Regions from separate parts of the Homo sapiens genome. Here all the other regions are linked to region 4. A link is a contact called in ENCODE Hi-C or POLR2A ChIA-PET data. All regions are on one chromosome and are shown on one strand. Each heading gives the region's core, a stretch centred on a gene start or an enhancer-like site at or near the end of the contact. The rest is flanking DNA. Distances are from core to core; before and after follow the strand shown.

Evidence for each region. A loop is a pair of places that touch in the nucleus more often than their neighbours do. ChIA-PET counts read pairs that join two places held with the same protein, here RNA polymerase II (POLR2A). Pooled maps may share reads with other maps.
Region 1: a map of CD4-positive, alpha-beta T cell shows a loop between it and region 4 (6-fold over the local background). The contact joins the promoter of ADCK1 here to the promoter of GPATCH2L in region 4. A Hi-C loop is called at or near these places in 1 of 168 maps with a recorded cell type or tissue (CD4-positive, alpha-beta T cell) and 8 of 50 pooled maps. POLR2A ChIA-PET finds 5 or more read pairs at or near these places in 1 of 52 experiments (PC-9).
Region 2: a pooled map shows a loop between it and region 4 (3-fold over the local background). The contact joins the enhancer-like site here to the promoter of GPATCH2L in region 4. A Hi-C loop is called at or near these places in 1 of 168 maps with a recorded cell type or tissue (gastrocnemius medialis) and 3 of 50 pooled maps. POLR2A ChIA-PET finds 5 or more read pairs at or near these places in 1 of 52 experiments (PC-9).
Region 3: a loop to region 4 is called in a map of CD4-positive, alpha-beta T cell, with 10 times the contacts of the local background. The contact joins the promoter of NPC2 here to the promoter of GPATCH2L in region 4. A Hi-C loop is called at or near these places in 5 of 168 maps with a recorded cell type or tissue (CD4-positive, alpha-beta T cell, CD4-positive, alpha-beta memory T cell, CD8-positive, alpha-beta T cell and 2 more) and 12 of 50 pooled maps.
Region 5: a pooled map shows a loop between it and region 4 (10-fold over the local background). The contact joins the promoter of YLPM1 here to the promoter of GPATCH2L in region 4. A Hi-C loop is called at or near these places in 6 of 50 pooled maps.
Region 6: a loop to region 4 is called in a map of CD8-positive, alpha-beta T cell, with 6 times the contacts of the local background. The contact joins the promoter of SAMD15 here to the promoter of GPATCH2L in region 4. A Hi-C loop is called at or near these places in 2 of 168 maps with a recorded cell type or tissue (CD8-positive, alpha-beta T cell and naive thymus-derived CD4-positive, alpha-beta T cell) and 8 of 50 pooled maps.

Annotation. Positions count from the first base shown.
Region 1 is chr14:77,798,000-77,801,767 of GRCh38, reverse strand. ADCK1 (aarF domain containing kinase 1) reads right to left here and starts at 1,659. Exons shown (of 11, transcript NM_020421.4): 1 at 1,598-1,659. RefSeq lists enhancers at 1,044-1,123, 1,134-1,183, 1,257-1,795, 1,796-2,334 and a silencer at 1,374-1,733.
Region 2 is chr14:77,300,006-77,302,636 of GRCh38, reverse strand. POMT2 (protein O-mannosyltransferase 2) reads left to right here. Exons shown (of 21, transcript NM_013382.7): 6 at 1,388-1,547. Among named protein-coding and RNA genes, the nearest start is that of POMT2, 20 kb to the left of the region's middle. RefSeq lists a silencer at 1,386-1,445. Within about 2 kb of position 1,381, at least 3 of the 41 ENCODE cell types and tissues checked have a DNase peak (open chromatin) inside an H3K27ac peak, as active enhancers do; they include gastrocnemius medialis, where a contact is called at or near this core.
Region 3 is chr14:74,491,097-74,494,765 of GRCh38, reverse strand. It overlaps NPC2 (NPC intracellular cholesterol transporter 2), which reads left to right and starts at 1,461. Exons shown (of 5, transcript NM_006432.5): 1 at 1,461-1,573. The coding sequence starts at 1,492. ISCA2 (iron-sulfur cluster assembly 2) reads right to left here and starts at 1,001. Exons shown (of 4, transcript NM_194279.4): 1 at 921-1,001; 2 at 614-716; 3 at 376-491. The coding sequence starts at 991. RefSeq lists an enhancer at 919-998 and silencers at 1,199-1,478, 1,649-1,708.
Region 4 is chr14:76,149,850-76,153,682 of GRCh38, reverse strand. It overlaps GPATCH2L (G-patch domain containing 2 like), which reads right to left and starts at 1,761. Exons shown (of 10, transcript NM_017926.4): 1 at 1,692-1,761.
Region 5 is chr14:74,761,898-74,765,383 of GRCh38, reverse strand. YLPM1 (YLP motif containing 1) reads right to left here and starts at 2,068. Exons shown (of 21, transcript NM_019589.3): 1 at 1,022-2,068. The coding sequence starts at 1,894. RefSeq lists an enhancer at 2,021-2,360.
Region 6 is chr14:77,375,660-77,379,290 of GRCh38, reverse strand. SAMD15 (sterile alpha motif domain containing 15) reads right to left here and starts at 1,912. Exons shown (of 3, transcript NM_001010860.4): 1 at 184-1,912. The coding sequence starts at 1,872. TMED8 (transmembrane p24 trafficking protein family member 8) reads left to right here and starts at 2,197. Exons shown (of 6, transcript NM_213601.3): 1 at 2,197-2,355. The coding sequence starts at 2,238. RefSeq lists an enhancer at 1,930-2,139 and a silencer at 2,190-2,619.

The DNA of each region.
Region 1 (3,768 bases), core at 410-2,909, 1.6 Mb before region 4:
GGGTTTCACCATGTTGGCCAGGCTGGCATTGAACGCCTGACCTCAAGTGATTCGCCCACCTCAGCCTCCCAAAGTGCTGGGATTACAGGTGTGAGCCACCGCACCCGGCCCCAACTAATATTCTTACAGGTCCTTTGTCTGACAAGAAAATGACTGCATAGCAGAAAGTAAGAATATGCACACTCTTCTAGTACAGATCAAATCGCACATCCCTGAGGCCAGTTGAGAAATGGCCAAGCAAAGAATGACCCAATAAGGTAGAATATGATGTAACCAGGAAAAATGACAAGTATAGACTACATTAAAATCTGTATATAAATTAATATGGAGGGAGTTAACAGTGTACAAAGTAATATGCACATATTTACAATCACCAAAAAAGTAAAACTGGCAAATAAAGACAGAAAGACCCGTAACCAGGTGTGAAGAGATAGTGCTTTAAGTTCACAGGATTTTTTTTCCTATAAAGCAGTGGTACTCAACGTATGGTCCCCAGACCAACAGCAACTGCATCACTTGGGTGCATGTTAGAAACGCCAATTCTTGGTCCTCATACCAGACTTACAGAATCAGAAACTTTGGGGATGGGGTCCAGTACTGTGTGTTGTTACTAGCTCTCCAGGTGACTCTGGTGCATGCTAAAGTTTGAGAACCACTGTAGTAAGAAAATTATTTTATTTATTTTCCTTTTTTTCTTTTAATACAGACGGGAGTCTCACTATGTTGCCCAGCCTGGTGTTGAACTCCTGCCCTCAAGCAATCCTCCCATCTTGGCCTCCCAAAGTGCTGGGATTACAGGCATCAGCCACCACATCCAGCCCCAAGAAAATTATTAAATAAAACATATGAAGCCACAGATAAAGTCTAATTCACTTCAACTCTGCAAATATTTCTTGAGCACCTACTAAGTGCCAAGTATCATGGAGGTAAACAATAAATACTTGTTGAATGACTTTCTTGTTAGTAGAAAGTAAATGCCACTTAACCCTGGGAGAGGGCTGTTCTAGGTGTCTTATCTAAAGGTTGCTCTCCACACACACTGGCTGCTGTTAGCACATATCTACTGTGTGATCTGGAAGCCCAGGGCCCTGCAAGATGCTGGAGATAAGCAGCGGTCTGGGGCACGTTCGCAAGACCGGGTGGAGGGCCAGGATATGGGCATCGCCCCCTGCTCTTGCCCAGACCACGCTCCAGCTCCAGCTGCTTCTGCCTCGGAACTCACAGGGCCACCAGGGGGTGAAGGCGTCTGGGTGAGCCACCTCCGGCCCTCCTCCAGCTCTGCCCACTCGGGTGCCTGCAAGACTGTGCCACTGAAGTGGACAGGTCACATGAAAGCCCACTGGTGTGCCAAACTGGAGAAGTCACTGCAGGGGGGCGGGGCAATGCGAGTCACCCGAGCCACGTGGCCGCGCGCCGGGCCCAGGTGACAAGGTCATGGGGCTGTCCCTCCCGGCGCCCAGGGCGGCTGCACAACCGGAGCAGAGGCCGACTCCCGGCGTGTCCATGCCGGTTCCCTCGCGCTCCAGGCGCGGTGCGGCCCTGCCAGGCTGGTCGGCCCGAGCTCTGCGCCGGCCTCCGGCGAGCTGCCCCTACTCACCCCGAGGGAAGCAGAGCCGCGGCGCCCGGCTTCCGGCCGCAACCCGGTAGCGGGGAATTAGCTGGGAACCGTGCGGGGACAGCCACCTGACTGCGCTTAGTGAAGCCGAGGCGCGCGCGGCCTGCCGGGACTTGTAGTTCCTGGTTCCCCACGCCGCGATCCCGCGGGCAGTACTGTGGAGGCACAGGGGTCTCGGGCTTACTCCGTCAGGTGGCCTTGTTGCTTTGCCAGGGCGACGGACTTGGAATATTACTGAAATATTTTCTTCAAGACATTCTAACTACGTCCCAGGTTCGTGTTTAATGAAAGATGAAGTGGATTTGTAGATTTTTTTTTTTTGAGACTGAGTCTCGCTCTGTCGCCCAAGCAGTACAGCTAATTTTTGTATTTTTTTTAGAGATGGGGTTTCACCATGTTGGCCAAGCCGGTCTCAAACTCCTGACCTCAAATGATCCGCCCGCCCAAAGTGCTGGGATTACAAGAGTGAGCCACTGCGCCCGACCTCGTAGATTTTATTCATTCATTCATTCATTCATTCATTCATTTTGAGACAGAGTCTCACTCTGTCGCCCAAGCTGGAGTGCAGTGGCCCATCTCGCCTCACTGCAACCTCCGCCTCCCGGGTTCAAGTGATTCTCCTGCCTCAGCCTCCTGAGTAGCTGGGATTACAGGAGTGTGCTACCACGCCCTGCTAATTTTTTGTATTTTTAGGAGTGACGGGGTTTCGCCATTTTGCCCAGGCTGGTCTTGAACTCCTGAACTCAGGCAATCCACCCGCCTTGACTTCCCAAAGTGCTGGGATTACAAGCCTGAGCCACCTCACCGGGCCATAGATTTTAAATAAGATATTGGAACTAGTAGGCGAAGAAGAAATTTACTGACAATTGATGTATGCTGGCGGGGCGGTGGCTCACGCCTGTAATCCCAGCAGGCCAAGGCTAGCAGATCACCTGAGGTCGGGAGTTTGAGACCAACCTGACCAACATGGAGAAACCCCGTCCCTACTAATAATAGCAAAAATTAGCCAGGCCTAGTGGTGCATGCCTGTAATCCCAGCTACTCAGGAGGCTGAGGCACTAGAAACCCGGGAGGCAGAAGTTGCGGTGAGCCGAGGTCACGCCATTGCACTCCAGCCTAGGCAACAACAGCGAAACTCCGTCTCAAAAATAATAATAATAATGCTGGCTGGGCAGGACGCAGTAGCTCACACCTGTAATCCCAGCACTTTGGGAGGCTGAGGCGGGCAGATCACCTGAGGCTAGGGGTTGGAGACCAGCCAGGCCGACATAGTGAAACCCCATTTCTACTAAAAATAGAAAAATTAAGCCGGGTGCGGTGGCTCATTCCTGTAATCCCAGCACCTTGGGAGGCCAAGGTGGGCGGACCACTTGAGGCCGGGAATTTGAGACCAGCCTGGCCAACATAGTGAAATCTGTCTCTGCTAAAAATACAAAAATTAGCCTGGTGTGGTGGTGCACGTCTGGAATTTCAGCTACTCAGGAAGCTGAGGCAGGAGAATCGCTTGAACCCGGGAGGCGGAGGTTGCAGTGAGCTGAGATCACGCCACTGCACTCCAGCCTAGGCAACAGAGTGAGACTCTGTCTCCAAAAAGAAAAAAAAGAAAAAGAAAAATTAGCCCAGCATAGTGGCGGGCACCTGTTATCCCAACTACTCGGGAGGCTGAGGTGGGAGAATTGCTTGAACCCAGGAGGTGGAGGTTGCAGTGAGCTGAGATTGGGCCACTGCACTCCAGCCTGGGCAACAGAGCAAGACTCGTCTCAAAATAAATAAATAAATAAATATAATATGCTAGCTAATCTTAGTTATCTTTGGCCCTTATTCATTCATTCACTGATCTCCATTATCAAATGTTGACTTATAAGATGCACTTTGAAGACATGTATCAAAAACATTTCTCTTTTTTTTTTTGAGACAGGGTCTGGCTGTGTTGCCCAAGCTGGAGTGTAGAGGCTCCATCACTGTAGCCTCAACTTCCTGTCCTCAAGGTACCCTCCTGCCTCAGTCTGTGGAGTAGCTGGGACTACAAGCACATACTGCCACGCCTGGCTAAATTTTTTAAATTTTTTCTCAAGAAAAGCTGGGGGGTGTGGTCTCACTATATTGCCCAGGCTGGTCTCGAATTTCTGTGCTAAGCCATCCTCTGGCCTTGG
Region 2 (2,631 bases), core at 132-2,631, 1.1 Mb before region 4:
TGATTTTATTTTTGCCATATTCAAGACCGAGAAAATGTCAGTTGTCTTTTTCAAGCGTATTATTATTATCATGTTTACAATGGAGTACAATTGGGTAGGGGTTTTGGGATATCATGGGGGGTCCTAATACTTTCCCCACCCACCTCTTGTAACCAGTGCTGGTTAGGAAATCCCGGGACAGGGCTGTCCTTCACATACTCTGTCCTAGAAGGGAGGGCACCAGGGTAGATGCTGCCTGGAAACTATCTCCCTTTCGTCAGTGGTTGCATCCAGTCCTGACCTAATGATGGGAATAGCATATGTAAAGGTTGGCTTGAATGGTCCATACCAGCCAAGAGGATCCTTCCAGGTCCTGGTCAGTTCTAAAGCTGACTTGGAGGGTCCGGTCTACTTGCAGAATAGTCTTTTCCAGATCATCCTTCTACTTCTGAGAAAGTAGAATAAGTCATTCATTCTATTCAAACCAGAAGAGTTGGCCCCTCGTAGGCTTTTCTGGAAGTTAACTTTGCACAGCCAGGCTCATTAAGCTCCATTGTGCTAATCAAACCTGATCAGTGACTCTCAGCCCACTCTGGCTTTGGTTGTTGTGCTTATGCCACATCCACTTCCATCTACCATTTCTTGAGTACATACTGTGTACCAGGTACTATGCGGGGAGCTGGAGGTACTGAGCTCTGTTGGGCTTGGCTGTTAAGGAATATTCACTCTGGCAGAGGAGGCAGCCAGAGAGCCAGAGAATCATAGTGTAGAGTACTAGGTGCTATACGAATAGCAAAATGGTTAAGAGCACTAACATTGACCCAATTGCCTGGGTTAAAACTGTGCCCCACTGCCTGCTAGCTGTATTACTCCACCTCTCTGTATCTTGATTTCCTCCTGTGCAAAAAGAGGACCTAGTGACAGGATCCTCTGTGTGCTGTAGTGACGGCTAGAAGAGTTAATATATGCATCGTACTTGGAATGATGCGTGACGCATACATAGTAAGCACTCGGTAAATGCTGCCTTCGACAAGGGCAGAGGTGACACAAAGGAGAGGGCTGCCTGAGTCCAGGGGCACCTAAGGATTCTCCTTTTACTCCTGCCTGACTGGTCACTTGTGAAGAAGGAGCCCCCACTTACCCTGAGCCCTGTACTTAGCCAGGAGCACTATGGACACTCTCCCCTGAAGAATACCCTGCGCCCTCAGACAGTGCTTTTCCTGCCGTTCCAGGGGTTTCACAGGCCGCCTCCTCCATGGAGCCACGCCATGGTCCCTTGAGGCTAAGAGCCCCCAAGACAGGGCACAGCACAGCCGCTCCAAGTCTGAGAACTGCCCTGTCCCCTGCTGCGCTTGCGTTTGGCTTTGGTTCCAGCTGCCAAATTGAACTCCGTCTTGTTGATTTTCAGGCCCTTCTCTGCCCCCTGGTGGTTCTGGCTCAGCCTGACTGGCGTTAGTCTTGCTGGTGCTTTAGGGGTCAAGTTTGTTGGCCTCTTTATCATCCTTCAAGTGGGGCTGAACACCATTGCAGACCTTTGGTACCTGTTCGGAGACCTCAGTCTTTCATTGGTGAGCACCCAAGGGTTTGCTGTGGAAATGTTTTTGCTCCCTGATGTTGCTGAGTAGGAGCTGGTGGCCTTCTCTGTCTCTACTGCAGGTGGCAGAGTGGCTGTGTTCTGGGTCCCAGGTGGGCTGGACCCCCCAACCTCCGCAGACAGCAGGACATCAGGGAGTGGGCCCGGCTGAGGACTGGATAGGGTTCAAGGGAGAGGATAGATTAACATTCTTGGAAGTCTCTTTTTGCATTTGTTTTATAATGTCTGTCTTTTTTTTTTTTTTGAGATAGAGTTTCACTCTGTTACCCAGGCTGGAGTGCAGTGGGCCGATCTTGGCTCACTGCAACTTCCGCCTCCTGGGTACGAGTGATTCTTTTGCCTCAGCCTCCCAAGTAGCTGGGATTACAGGCACATACCACCATGCCCAGCTAATTTTTGTAGTTTTAGTAGAGATGCGGTTCTACCATGTTGGCCAGATTGTTCTCAAACCCCTGACCTCAAGTGATCCGCCCGCCTTGGCCTCCCAAAGTGCGGGGATTACAGGCATGAGCCACCGAGCCCGGTCTGAACTCACAATTTTCATTTCCTGACCCACGGTCTCCATATTTGGAGGCCAGTAAGGGCCTTTACAGTTTATTATTTATTAAGGGCTGATTCTATGCCAGGCACTATGCGAAACGCTTTACCTTCATTATCTCATTTACCCCTCATAATAGTCCTATGAGGTAGGGAGTTATTACCCTGATTTTCAAATGAGGAAATCAAAACCTACAGAGGTAATGACTTCCCCGAGGCCATCGGGGAGTGAGAGGTGTATCTAGGAGTCACAACCAGGTTAGGTTGGCCCCAGGCCATCACTCTGCTGTGGTGCTGCTCCATCACCTCCAAACCAGCTCCTAACAAGTTTATTCATTCATTCATTCATTTATTCAGAAAATGTGTAAAGATCATCCAGCCACTGTGTGTGAGGTGCTGGAATATACAGATGAATATAATATGGTCCCCACCCTCTGTGGTCAATGGAGAGAGAGAAATAAGGAAGCAGGCAGTTACAGTCAGCCAGGAGTGCTGGGAGAGCACAGAAAAGGGCACTCGGC
Region 3 (3,669 bases), core at 212-2,711, 1.7 Mb after region 4:
GCCCAGAGGTGCACATCCTCTGTTTTCTAAAGTACAGAGGGAGCTTCCCCATTACCTTTAACAGGTGCTGATTTTCTTTGAGGCAAAATGATTCAATGGAATAAATACTGGGAAACGTGTAGGGACTTAAGCCTGGAATCTAGTCCGGCCTGACTTTCTACCGACTACCCAATGGACCTGGGCAGATCAATTTTGCTCCTATAACTTAGTTACTTTGATTCAGAACAACAAACCTTTACTGCATCCTCACTGTGAGACGGGCGGTGTTAACCATCCCAGGTAAACCCTTTAAATTTGGAATAAAAGTGCACCTTAAACTGGAGACACTTTTGTCCCTCCTGTACCTCCTTTGGGGGCCCACCCCTTCCTCCTTGCCTGTCGTCGGGGTTGATAACTGTATCCAGTGAAAATTTGTATTGGAATCCGGAGCATCCACCTCCCTCCACTTGCAGCCTGAGGAATTCTGACCCTTCGGTGATTTCCAAAAGCCTCTGAAATGCAGGAAGGGGGATCAAGAATAGCGGGAAACGGGAGTTAAAGGGCTGAGTGAAGAGCAGTTCCCGCTGCTCCCGCCAATCGCCTGGGTACCGCCGCTCCGCGTCCGGCCTCCTACCTGGACGCAACTGTCTGTGAGGCGGATCTGCCCTTCGCCGGCCTCGGGGCTGGAGGACGACGCCTCCCGACGCGCCTGGGGTCCCAGGGAGGCCGTGAGGAGCCTGCGCGCAAGGGAGGAGGGTGAGCCCGGGAGCAGAAGGGGCACCTTGCAACCCTCGACCTGGAGCGCCTCACGCTAAACCTGGCGACCCCCACCTGGACGGCCTCCCACCAAACCCTCGCATCCCCCACAGGCCTTAGTTTCCCATTTGTCCTAGAGGCGCAGAACCAAACACCCTTTCCAGGTGCCTTTCTAGTCTTGGTACCTGCCCCTCGGCCAGGGAGTGACCGCTCTCTGCGTCGCGGCCGTTAGGGACGACCCCCAGGCGGCAGCCATCTTCCTCCACAAGCTCCGCCCCTCGCGTCTCCCCCGTTTCTCACCCGGGGCCTCGGGAGGCGGAGAGAACGAACAGGAGGCCGGGACTTCACGGAGGCCCCGCCCCCCCAACATGCCTATTGGGTAGTGCGGGAGGAGAAGGTGTCTGATTGGCTAGGAATGCTCCAGACGGCAGCGGCGGGGACGCACCCAGGAAGCCGGAGAGGTGCTCTAAAGGGAAGGAACGGGGCGGGGAGGAGTGAGGCGGGGCGGGGCGGAGGTGGGTCCGGGCGGGTCAGGCCTCTGAGGGGATGGCATGGGCGGAGACTGCAGGCTTCTGGGCCTGAGAGGGCTGGAGCTGGCTTTCCGGAGCCGGGGGCGGGGCGCGGGCGGGCCTCAGCTGTGGTTACTGGTGACAGGTCGCCTGACTGGGCTCCTCCCCGGGCCCGCCCCGACAGGTTTGTCTTGTGACCGCGGGCGGCCGCTGCTTCTTTCCCGAGCTTGGAACTTCGTTATCCGCGATGCGTTTCCTGGCAGCTACATTCCTGCTCCTGGCGCTCAGCACCGCTGCCCAGGCCGAACCGGTGCAGTTCAAGGACTGCGGTGAGCCCCAGGCCCGCCCAAGGTTCCCGCGCCCTCTGTGGAAGGCCCCGCCGGACCCCCGCGCTGAGACCCCTGGGGCTGGGCTGGGCGGATCCCTCGGGCGGCCAGGCTGAGCCTTGGACCCTACCTAACTGGAATGGGCTGGGTCGGGGGAGAAGGCGCCGGCCTCCATGAAACCCGACCGCGCACAACTTTGTTTCTTTCCTTAGAACGCGTGTTTTGGGGTTCCTGGGAACTCCAGGAGGTGGGCCTTTTGCTGAAGTTTCCTAAAGTTTGTAGGGCGGACAACAGAAGGGCTGTATCCAGCTCTGGTGGAGGGGTGGAGCACAGAACTTCTTTTTATTTATGCTTTGTATCTTGGAATCCCGCCTCCCCCTTCCAACTCCTTTTGCTTTTCTTTTAATTTCGTTTTTGCTGACAAGTCAAAAGTCAATTCCCCTTTTTCATCATTTATTGTTACAAATAGGACTTCCTTTGGGCTTTGGAATCTTGTGATTCTTAATCAGTTTTTCCTTGTATAAATCTCATTGTGTCTCTAATCACAGCTTGTGATACATAACTCCCTCTCGCCGCTGTGGTTGGAATCTTTGTTGGAAAATACAACAGGTGGTAGAAATTCTGAGTGCCTTCATTGAGTCGAGTCTATAGAATTGTCGGAACAGAAACTCGAGCAATGTTGTTCAGAGGTGGAGATAGAGAGATAGAACTGTCAATGAAAGAGGCATGAAACTGACTTTGTAAGATCTATGAGTGGAAAGGAAGCACGGAGATCGTATAATCAATCATTGAATTCCAGGGATGTTGGGTAGCCTACCTAAAGTCACGCAGCAGAATGGGGAGCCAGAGTAAGTGTAACCGCCCAAGGGGTTCACCTTGCGCATTGCCTAGACAGAGCGGATTTATCAAGATGGGATTTGCAGTGGCGAAAAGAGTAATTCACGCAGAGCCGGCTGTGGGGGAGGCCGGAGTTTTATTGTTACTCAGATCAGTCTCCCCGAGCATTCGGGGATCAGAGTTTTTAAGGATAATTTGGCGGGTATGGGCTTGGAAAGTGGGGAGTGCTGATTGGTCAGGTTGAAGATAAAATCATAGGAGAGTCGAAGTGAGTTCTTCTTGCTGACCTCTGGGTGGTGTCATTTGCTGCATCGGAATGCAGGATCTGCAAAATATCTCAAGCACTGACCTTAGGTTTTACAATAGTGATATCATTACCAGGAGCAATTTGGGGAGGTTCAGACTCTTACAGCCAGAGGCGGCGTGGCCCCTAAACTCGTAGCTAATTTGTTAGTCCTACAAAGGCAGACCGGTCCCCAGGCAAGAAGGGGTTTTTCAGGAAAGGGCTATTATCCATTTCGTTTCAGAGTTTAAACTATAAATTCCTCTCCAAGACTAGTTCAGCCTACACCCAGGAATGAACAAAGACAGTTTAGAGGTTAGAAGGAAGATGGGTAGGTGAGTCCTGATCTCTTTCACTGTCTTAATTTCCTCAGGATTTTTGCAAAGGCGGTTTCATAAGTTTGCTGCTTTATATCCAGTGCCCAGGTAATAGTAACTGCTCAATGAAATGTGTTGAAAACATAGATGGAAATCTTTTTCCCCTATGTCATAAAAATTCATGTTGAGACAAAAGCAAAGTTGGGGATTAGGGGACAGGATTGATTAAGGAATGGAGTGCTGGCCGATTAACACTTAAATGCTATTCCATTGATTTAGGAGACTGGCACTTGAAAGCTATTATCGCTTCAAATTACTGCCTTTCCCTCCATTAAACTTAGTAGCCAGCGTTTGGATGAAGACACTATTAATTTTAATAACTCATTCCGGCCAGGCACAGTGGCTCACACCTGTAATCCCAGCACTTTGGGAGGCCAAGACGGGCAGATCACGAGGTCAAGAGATTGAGACCATCCTGGCCAACATGGTGAAACCCCATCTCTACTAAAAATACAAAAATTAGCTGGGCATGGTAGTGTGCACCTGTAGTCCCAGCTACTCGGGAGGCTGAGGCAGGAGAATCGCTTGAACCCGGGAGGTGGAGGTTACAGTGAGCCAAGATCACGCCACTGCACTCCAGCCTGGCGACAGAGCAAGACTCC
Region 4 (3,833 bases), core at 512-3,011:
CACCTGGAAGCTACCAGGTATAGAACCTTATACAGTATGTCATATATTTTTGAATAATTAACAATTTTTAAGCCCCTCTCCTACCCTCCAGAAAATAAATGTTGGTCCTAGTTATGTGCTTCAGTGCCACACAATCACAGAAAACTAGGATACAATAGCAGCTGAAATGACAGGGATAGGGTGAAGTTTCTAAGATTTCTGGCCAAACTGCTTTCCAAAATTTCTTATTTTTCTGTTCATCCTCAAACCAAACATCACACTTCAGGGGTCACTTCAGAGACAAACATTTCAAGAAATGACAGTAGTAGGAGCAATCTTCAAAATTCCCCCTTAAGGGGAAATATTTAATTTGTACAGCATCTAATTAAATACATATTAAATTTTTAGCACTTTTCTCTTGCCTCTATGCCCAAAGTATTTCAAGATCAGCTTAAAATTCTAAGTGGTGCCACTCTCTGACCATATTCCCATTCATTCAGTTTTCACTTTGCAAAGGGCTTTCTAAAACCTATTTTCATGCTGTGCCTATGCCAATGAACTTAAAGACAGGAAAACAGTCCTCTGGCTTATCTGCCACACCTGTAGGAGCAATAGTGACACCTACTTCCAAAACTACCATACAAACGAAGCTTCTCAAAGTGTCCAAAAGCACATACATTTAAACAAGACCAAGTTCTTTTAAGCATTAAGAAGTGGTTTATCAACACCTGTGAAAAGAAGGGGAAAAAATGGGAAAAAAAAAAGTGGATTAAAATGCCATGATTGAGGTTTGGGAGACAACTGTCCCTAAGACCAAAATAAAGAAACAAGTGGGAACAGCATGTCAAAATCTACTTCCCTAATAAAGAATTACTGCTTTAAAAACTCAGGCAACAAAAATACAAAAAACAAAAACAAAAGAACAAATAAAAACCTCAGGCAGAACAGCACAAACTTGAACATGGAACGAAGTCATCAAACAACTTGCAGTCGAATGCCTGTGCAGAATCCTTTCCTGCCTCAAAGCCTGTAATTCCAACAGTAGTGACAAAAGAACCCTAGAACTCCCCATCTCCAGTCGCGGATGCACACTCTCGAGAGGACCCGGCGGCCAGGCACGCACCCGGGCAGAGATGAGGCTGAGTCACGCACAGGAAGGAACGGGTAGCTGGTGGACAGCAAGTAAGAAGAGAGACAGGAGCAGGGTGGAAGTGAGGGGCGGAGTAGGAGGTGGGAGAGGCAGGAGGCAACTGCTCATTTGGGCTCACGAGGGGCGGGGATCGGCTCTTCTAGGGCAGAAACTGCCAAAATGCAAGTCTTGGCGACTGAGCTCCCTCCGGGATCGGGGGTCGCAACATGGCCACATATATGACAAAAACTGTGTTTCGAAGGACTCTCCACCACGCCCCGGCCCGTCCCTGAGGGCTGGGGCGACCATGGCTCGGGACACCAAGCCCTCAGGCTGCAGCCCGCCCCAGAGAGGCAGAAAGAAGAAAGGGGAAGAGGGGGCTGTGGCCCCGGAGACGGCCCGACCCACATCCCCAGGGATGGGGACAAGGGCCCTGAAAAGCAAGGCCCCACCACCCTCACCCTCCGGCCGTCTGCCGCAGCCCCAAGACGCCCTTAGCCGCTCAGCCGCGGCTTGGCGCTCCGATCCCCTCTGGTACTAGCCCCCAGGACCCCAACACTCTCAACCCATTCCTCCCCCTCACCAGCTGCCGCAGCCACCTCCAACGGCCGCCGCTTTTTGGGCCGACTCTCACCGCCGGGGCTTCCCTCTCTGACCTCATTTCCGGTCTGGGCCGGAGGGGTGGGGCGGTGGCGAGTGGGAGGGGCTGGCTGCACGATTGGGCCCCTGACCCAGTGCTTCCGCCCGTGGCCACACCCACTTCCGCCCCGCGGTGGGCGGAGCCACAGGAAGCCAGGAGATGGGGCAGGGGACAAGGAGGGGTGTTGAATAGGGTCTGGCCGGGAAAGGGCGTCTCAGGGGTTGAGGTGCCCCACGTGGGGAAAGACCCCTGCATGCTGGCCTCATCTTCCTTAGGGGCTTCCAGAAATTGGGCGCTAGGCAGGGATGTCAGCTTATCTCTTGCTTTCTGACCTTTTTAATGGGTCTGTGAAGTTGAGGGGAAATGGATCTTAATGACGTCTACCCTGTGAGCTGGTACAACCTTTGGAAGAGGTTGTTTTGCACTGAGTTACTCAGAACATTTCAAATTGCCTTGAGCAATAAAACAAGTGATATTGGATTATAACTCAAAGTACAAAAGAAATATTCATGAGCCCATGCCGATATAAGTGATTGAATAAATTAACGAATGAGGAAGAAGAGATAAATCCCCCACAGAAGAATCTCAAATAACTTATGTAGACAGCCATCCTGCAGCATAACTTCTGCCTCCTTAAATGTGGGCTGTGCATAGTGACTTCCTTCCCAAAAGTACAACATCTGTAAAGGGGAAAATGAGTGATTTTACAGGGGAGAAACCTGGCAAACAGTAATTCAGCCAGGTGATCAAGACTATGTGCTAAATCATGTTGATAGTATGTGGAATGATATATGATGAGAATGGCACTTTATGGTACTTTCCTTCCAAATCTCATAACCCAGTCTAATTATAAGAAAAAAAAATCAGACAAACCCGAATTGAGGGACATTCTGCAGAGTGCATGACCAGTATTCTTCAAAATTGTTAAGATCAGCAAAGGCAAGGGAAGTCTAAGAAACTCAGAGCCAAGAGGAGCCTAAGGAGGCATGACAATGTAATATGGTGTCCTGGGTGTGACGCTGCAATTGAAAAAAGAACATTAGGTAAAAACTAAGGAAATCTGGATAAAGTATCAACTTTAGTTAATCATAATGTATCGGGCCGGGTGAGGTGGCTCACGCCTGTAATCCCAGCACTTTGGGAGGCCGAGGCAGGCGGATCACCTGAGGTTGGGGGATTGAGACCATCCTGGCTAACAGGGTGAAAACCTGTCTCTGCTAAAAATACAAAAATTACATGGGCATGGTGGCACGTGCCTGTAATCCCAGCTACTCGGGAGGCTGAGGCAGGAGAATCACTTGCACCTGGGAGGCGGAGGTTGCAGTGAGCCAAGATCGCACCATTGCACTCCAGCCTGGTCTACAAGAGTGAAACTCCGTCTCAAAATAATAATAATAATAATAACGTATCAATATTGGTTGCAATTGTGAGATGTGTTATACTTCTGTAAGAGTGAATAGCCTGGTGTGGTGGCTCACACCTGTAATTCCAGCACTTTGGGAGGTTGAGGTGGGCGGATCACCTGAGGTCAGGATTTCGAGATCAGCCTGGCCAACATGGTGAAACCCCGTCTCTACTAAAAATACAAAAAATTAGCCAGGTGTGGTGGCACATGCCTGTAGTCCCAGTCCCTACTCAGGAGGCTAAGGCAAGAGCATCGCCTGAGCCCAGGAGGCGGAGGTTGCAGTGAGCAGAGATCGAGCCACTGCACTCCAGCCTGGGCGACAGAGTGAGACTCAGCCGTCACAAAAAAAAAAAAAAAAAGTGAATAATAGGAGAAAGTGTGAATTACACAGAAACTGTAACAATCTTCATAATTTTTATCTAAACCCAAAATTATCCTAAAATAAAAAAGTTTATTTAAAAATATGCACATACCTTGGACCCTGAAATTTTGCCCCAAAGAATTGTATTCTAAGGAAAAATTGGAAATGGGCGCAAAAATGTTAAATATAGGTAAATCATCTCTGCAGCATTTCTGAGGGAGAGATGAGGAAACTAGAAAAAGCCAGAAGTTCTACAACAGGGGTTAGTTAACTAAATTATGGTACATCTATGGGTGGAATATCTTGCAACTTTTAAAAA
Region 5 (3,486 bases), core at 819-3,318, 1.4 Mb after region 4:
AATTATAATACTGCATCCCTATCTTTTGGAAATCTTTTATAGGTAAATCTGAGCGTTTATATTACAAGATTCTCTTTTTTCCTTAGTGAATCTAAGGTAAATTAGTAATCGCTGAAAAAGTGTCTACTTTAGGAAATCATAACAATTGATTTATTCTGCTTTAGTTTGACCTTCCCTCTCTCAAGGGGGAACTCGTTTATTACTGTTACCCTGTCAATTTGTCTGTTCTGCGGGATAAGAATGGCTGACTCTCTCATGAAAAGATATCACCAAACTTTTTTTACGTTGGCCAAATTGCAAGGCTGTTTCTTTGGAGTGAATGGTAATGACAATGAAACGCAGAAAATTGCTCATTATCTTAAAACAATCTTTAAATAATATGAGAAAAGGATGTCTGGGTCAATTCCTAAAATGGACCAATCGATCCCCAAAAGGGTCTCGGGACTCATCTATGTATTGTATATGTACCTATAAGCATAATTAGGATGCTCCTGGTAAGACAAGATTTCCATCCTTTTTCTGAAACCTCTTAATTCAGGAAGCTGACAACTATCCCTGGCCCCTAAGTAATATTTTTAAAAGAAGCTAACTAATCATAAAGTTTACAAACATTCAAGTGTCAGCCCTTGGCGAGGCCTCTTTTTCATGCTTTCTCTCAAATGGAAACTTTCGTTTAAAATACAATTTTAAAACAAGACCCTCTGCAACAAAATCTATTTGCAACAGCAACAAAATCTAAGAGGATGGTCAAAGAAACCAAGGAATGTATCTGAGAGGTAACTTTTGAGCCACCCCACCACTGTATGTAATCCATACACATCTACAAACGCTGTTTTTTTGGTAATTCACATCTAGCTAATTAAAAAGCTGAGCTGTCAGCCCTCTGACTCTTACGGAATCCTTTGGAGTGTTAGCTAGTCATTGTGTGTTGGAATTAGACTAACCACTGGTTAAAGCCCTGAGGCCTGCTCATTCAGGGCCCTCTAGGTGAAAGATGAGGTTCAGGCAGATGCTTTCTTACCTGTGGAGTCATCGTAGAGGGATCTGGCTCAGGGGCGGCTTGCTGCTGTTCAGTACTCTTGTTTTTGGCCCCACTCTCCAAAGGCTCTTGCTGGACAGTTGTCTTATTTCCAGGGGGGGCGGACGGTGGTGGTGGAGCTAGTAGTTGGGATTTAGAATGGCCCTGGGAGGGGCGGGAAGGAGATGCCTGAGAAGAGGGCAAGTAGGACTGGGAATGGCTCAAATAGGATTGCGAGGAAGAGGAGGAGGATGAGTAAGAAGGGGTGGGCGCCAGGTAGGATTGGGAAGGTGGGGACTGCGAAGGGGACGGCTGAGCAGGAGGCAGGTAGGGCTGAGATGAGGTCGGGGGGTAGTAAGAGGGTGGCGGCTGAGGTGGGGGCATGTAAGACTGAGATGGGGGCATATAGGACCCAGGCGGCACAGGGGGAGATTCAGGGGGGGATTCCAGCTCCATTGGAACCAAACCAGGAGGCCCGTCTCGTTGGTGGTGGAGCATCTGGTGTTTGTACTGCTGCTGCTTCTGATAGCTGAGGGCCGGCCCGGGTGGCGGGGGCATCGGTGGCGGTGGCGGCTGCCAGTCTCCGTAGCCGCCCCCCGGCATCACTGGCGGGGGCGGCAGAGGGGGCGGAGGAAGGTGGTGGGGCTGAAGCACGCACTGCATTTGCTTCTGGTGCATCTGCTGCAGCTGCTGGAGCTGCGCCAAGTGCTGTTCGCGGAAGCTCATGAAGCCCGAGGAGGAGGGGGCCGCGGGAGTCGTCGAGCTCGAGTACCCGGGCCCCGGCGAGGCCTCAGGAAGCGCCACTGGCGGCGGCGGTGGGACCGGTGGCGGCGGATAGTGGCTGCTCCCGCCATACCGGCCCCAATTCGGGTACATATCGAAAAAGAAGGCGCAGGGCTCGTCCTGGCGCCGTTACTCGTCGCAACCGACCTCCAGGAGCCGCGGCGGCGACGGCGACAGCCGGAACTCGCGGCGCCTACAGGCCCCGGAGCGTGTAAACGGAGCGCGCCAGTGCGCCGGCGCTCCCGAGCTGGGCCCGCGACCGGGAAGGCGGGGACGCGACTTGGGCGACTACGTCTGCGCAGTAACCACCGAGAGGAGAACAAAGGCGAGATAGAGCGGTCCTTTACTTGGCGACTCGTGGTTGCCATCTTCCTTTGGGTTCAGATAATGTAGGCTCCAGTAGAATGTTCTCATAGAACTGAAAAACCATAGAGTCTCACAGCCGAAAGAGGTGGTAGAGATCCTATCGCTCCACGGGTTCATTTTTGAATGAAAAAAAAAAAAGGTTCCATTCACAATAGCAACAATCGCAACAACAACAAAAAAACATAAAGCAACTAGGAAAAACTCTAACAAGAAAGATGTAGGACTTATATGTAGAAAGCTACAGAGTCATAAAGAAGCATATCCAAGTAGGATGAAATTAGACTTCAAATAATGGAGAGGCTTACCATGATCCTGGGTGAAAAGAGGAAAAATTGTAAAGATGTCAGTTTCTCCCAAATTAAATGAATAGACCTAACTCAATTCTCCCCAGAAATTCAACTGGGAACAAAGCTGTGAAGAATGGAAAGGTGTTTTCAAGGCAGAGTGTAAGATTACACCAATTCCTGCAGACATATAGTGAGTAACATCTGCAGGAATTGTAGAAGGGGAGAAATGGAATTTTTTAGACTGTCTCAACACATATAAATCGGTGTTGCAGAATCTCAGAGCAAAAGCAAAGAGAGCAAAAACCAGATACAAAGATGGTCTAAAGACAACCTGGAAGATAATCTTCCAAAAGCTCTCAACGTAATACCAGACATAAACTCTTACTTTAGCTTGAGTGAATCACTAAAAAGCAAAGCTAATACACTGAATTCTTTTGGGTGTGTGGGGGGGGGCGGGGGGAGGGAGAACTGTGAGAATATTGTGTCAGTGCATCACTTGAGTAACATGCAAATAATTGACCTTTCTTCCATCTTAGCAACCCAGATCTTCACCTCTCTCAGGAGGTGAATGTGAATGGAAAGTGGAGCAGCAAGGCATCCTTCAAAAGGAAGAGCTTCTGTTTTCAAATAGAAATTTAGTTATGTTTCTTTTAACTTTTTATTGAAGTATAACGAATATACAGAAAATTACATGTCAAAAGACAAAATTACAACAAATTTAGTTTAAAGATCTTAATTAACTTTTACCTGCTATTCTAGAATTGGGCAACGTCTCATTCTATAAAGCAGAAACAGTGTTCCAATGAGCAGAACAATCGGGATAATTTCATAGACAGAAAAGAAACGCAGAGGCAGGGCGCGGGGGCTCACTCCTGTAATCCCAACACTTTTGGGAGGCTGAGGCAGGCAGATCACCAGGTCAGGAGATCAAGACCAGCCTGGTCAACATGGTGAAACCCCATGCCTACTAAAAATACAAAAAGTATCCAGGCGTGGTGGTGCTCACCTGTAATCTCAGCTACTCAGGAGGCT
Region 6 (3,631 bases), core at 663-3,162, 1.2 Mb before region 4:
TCTCCCAAAATACAAATATACATCAGTGGCAAGGCCAAAATTAAAATCCAAGTTACCTCTACCACAGTCTAGGACTTTTTGATACTCCTTCCGGTAAAGAGGTAAGAGCTCAGGCCAAGTTAGAAGGAATAAGAAGTAGACGGATGACAGCATGTGATTTCAAAACATCTTATTTTTGTATACCTTGTATTGAGGGAAGCCTAGCTGGCTAATCCACTCTGCAACTTCCTCTGGATCCCAATTAAGATGCTCAAATTGTAACTCAGTCCCTTTTTCTGGCTGGGTTTCGTCATCTTCAGAGACCCGTTCCTTCAACTCTTGGGACAAATCTACAACTTCCTTTTCATGAACGAACTCACTTAATTCTGTCTGAGACTCTGAGGGATCTGAGTATGAGCATTCTTCACTGACATTAAGCAATTTTTGGAGTGGTTGCAAAAACTCATAATGTGTACCAATTGATTCTTCACTTTCTCTGAGAGATCCTAATGCGTAATATTCTTTTCTAAATTTGTCACTTAGTGACAACTTTCCTCTTTTAGGCTCACGGTGCTCTAGCTCATCGTTTCCTACAGAATACTTAGACTTTATTGGTTCTGGCCTGTCTTCCTTGGAAAATTCTACATGTGTCTCCCTTGGTTTGGTTTCATCTGGTAACTCTAGAATTTTCTCAGTTGGCTTTGTTTGTGTTTTCTCTTCAACTTGTGGGTTGATCTCCTGTGGTAGCACTGGACCAGTCTCCTCTGGTGGCTGTGGATTTTTTTTCTCATTTGACTTTCTTATCTCTTCTGGACTTTCTGGTTTCATCATTTCTGATTGTTCTAGAATTGTTTCCTCATTTGTTTTTCTTGATTCTTCCTCAGGAAACTCTAATTTGATCTCTTCTAGTGGCTCAGGAACGTTCTCATCAGTAGACTTTCTTGGCTTGTGGTCTGGAAAGTCTGGTTTAGTCCGCTCAGGTAGTTCTGTCCCTTTCTCCTCAGTTGCCTTTCTTTGCATCTCCTCTGGAACCTCTGGTTGAGTCTCTTCTGGAGGCTCTAGACCTGCCTCCTCACTAGACTTTCTTGGTTCCTTCTCCAGAAATTCCAGTCTAGCCTGCTCGGGTGGCTCTGTCCTTTTCTTCTCAGTTGACTCTCTTTGTGTCTCCTCTGGAGTCTCTGGTTTGGTCATCTTTGGTGGCTGAAGATCTGTCTCTTCAAGTGATTCTCCTAGTTTCTCACTTGGAAAATCTTGTTTGGTCTGCTCTGGAGGCTCTAGACCTGTCTCTTCATGTTGCACTCTAAGTGATTCCTCTGGAACCCCCGGTTCAGTCTCCTCCTCTAGTAATTCTAAATTTCTCTCTCTGACTGTGGCCCCCGAAACCTCAGACATGGTTTCCGTTGGTGGCACTGGATCTGGATCTGTTTCCATAGCTGACTCTAGGAACACATCCTCTGTAACATTTGGTTTAGCCTCCTCTGGTGGCTCTAGGTCTGACTCTTTATGCGTTTCATCCATAGGGGCCTCCAAATCTTTGAAAAACTCTCCCATCTCTCTGGATGTTTCCGACTTTACCTCTTGGTGTATCCCTGGTTCAGTTTCGCTTGGTACGTCTCTCTTGGACTCCTTGGCAATTCCTTCCTGGGACGTCCCGCCAGGTTTCAGCTGCACGTTCTTAGCACTGTCTGGCTCCCCCTCTTTGAAGTCCTCTTCCTCGGTCTCTGGCTGTGGCTCTTGGTAAATCTCTGCTGGTAGCTTCGAGTCTGCCTTTGCCATGGTGTCTGGTTCGGCATTTTCATACAATTTATGAAGTCCAGGCAGTTCAGGCCTCTCAGGCTCCAGCTCTCCATCTTCATCTGGGCCGGAATCATAATCCTCCGGGACTTCAGCCATTTGCAGCTTAGCAGACGCGCCGCGGCTTCCTAGCAACCCCAACTTCCGATAGCGTCTCTATGGATACCACGATTTCCGGCAGTGTCTTCCTGACTCTTCCCCAGGTTTTGTTTGTTCTTTCAAGCCCTGACTTTAAAAATCGTCTGTCACAAGCACGCAGTAACCCTCCCTGCGGCCTCATCGCCAGCCTCAGCGGGCCAGAGCTCCTGTGGCCGCCCCTGGGTCAGCTAGCTTTTCAAGCGGCCGCCGCGCCGCTTCTTCCGGCCTGCAGGCTGCGCTCGGCTGTGCTCGGCGCTCGCTCGGCCTTCGGCTGTTTCCGGAGCCACTCGCGGCTGGCAGCGGAGAGCTCCGTGCGCGGGCTGCAGATGTCTGACCTGCAGGCGGCTGAGGGGCCGGGCTCCTGGAGCCCCACAGCCCGCCCAGGGTCGGCTGGCGGCGTCGGGGACTGCCAGGGAGTGGAGGGGAGCCAGGCGGCCGCCTCAGGTACGCAAGGCCGGGGCGCTGGCGGGTGGGTGCCGCCCGGCCTCAGGGCCCCGCACCACGGCGCGAGCCTCCGCCGCGCTCTGTCCTGGGCTTCCCCGCGGAGCGGACCCACCTCGGCAGCCCCTTCGCGCGCGGGGCCCCTTCCCCGCCGCTGCCACCACCCGGGCCCTGGGCTCGAGGTTATTTTCTACTCACTCCTGTTTCGAAATGCCTTGATTCCTGCCCCGCTTCCTTTCTGAGATCTGCCCAAATGGTAGTGACAGGGTGGCTCTGCCCCTGGCGCCTCTTCAGCTTCAGTTTCAGCTTCAGCCGGGGTTCGGGTCCCACCTCCGTCTGCTAATCACATCTAGACTGCCGACCCGAACCCTACTGGCCTCGCCGCCCCCTGCTTCTGGCTCCCCACCCTATCCCCATCTCAGTCCCCTGCCCCAGCCTTACCACGCGCCTCTCGGCCCCCACCCGGGTTGGCAGCCTTGCCTTCCTCTGCCAGAAGCCCACTGCGCCCTAGCCTTCCTGCACATAGGCCCCCTGGCCTTGCTGCCATCCTCTCCATCGCTTAGAGTGGGAAAAATGAAAAGCAGAGTTGAAATAGGTAGTGTCTGGGGTCTTTTGCTTGAACACAGTAGCCAAAGCAAGAGCAGGAATTAAAAATTTGGCCTACCTCCCTCATTCTCAAGACCCTCATCCTCTTCTTGTCCAGGACGACGTCTCCATTTCTACTAACGCGAGTTCCTCCGTGTGTATTATTTCAGTGTCCAAAGACAAAAGAGTCCATCCATCACACTTTCTTCTTTCAGCCTCCTGAACACCACACACGATGCAACTGAAAGGATGCTCTTTTGAAATACGAAAGGGTAGAGGGGAGAGAACTTGTCTTATTTAAGTAGCAAATATAAATTAATTTTCTAGGTCTGAAATTAAAATAGACACCATAAAGTATAATGGTTGAGGCACTACTGTGGAGCCAGGGTGCCTGGATTGGAGTCTGAAACGTCAGTTTCCTCATCTGTAAAATGTGATTACTAAAAATATCTGCCTCATAGGATTATTGTGAGGATTACTTGAGCTGCTTTGTCTAAGGCATTTGGGGTATAGTCCATGGTACACACTATACTCGTCTCAACCATTGTGACAGTAAGGTCTCTTTTTGTTCAGTTGAACTTCCTGTGCCGCCAGAGGTGTTCTTGGATGTATGGCTTCCAACATGGTGCCTTTTTCTGTCTTCTACTCTGATCCCAAGTATCTTCCCTCTCATAATGCTGCCTTATTCAAACAC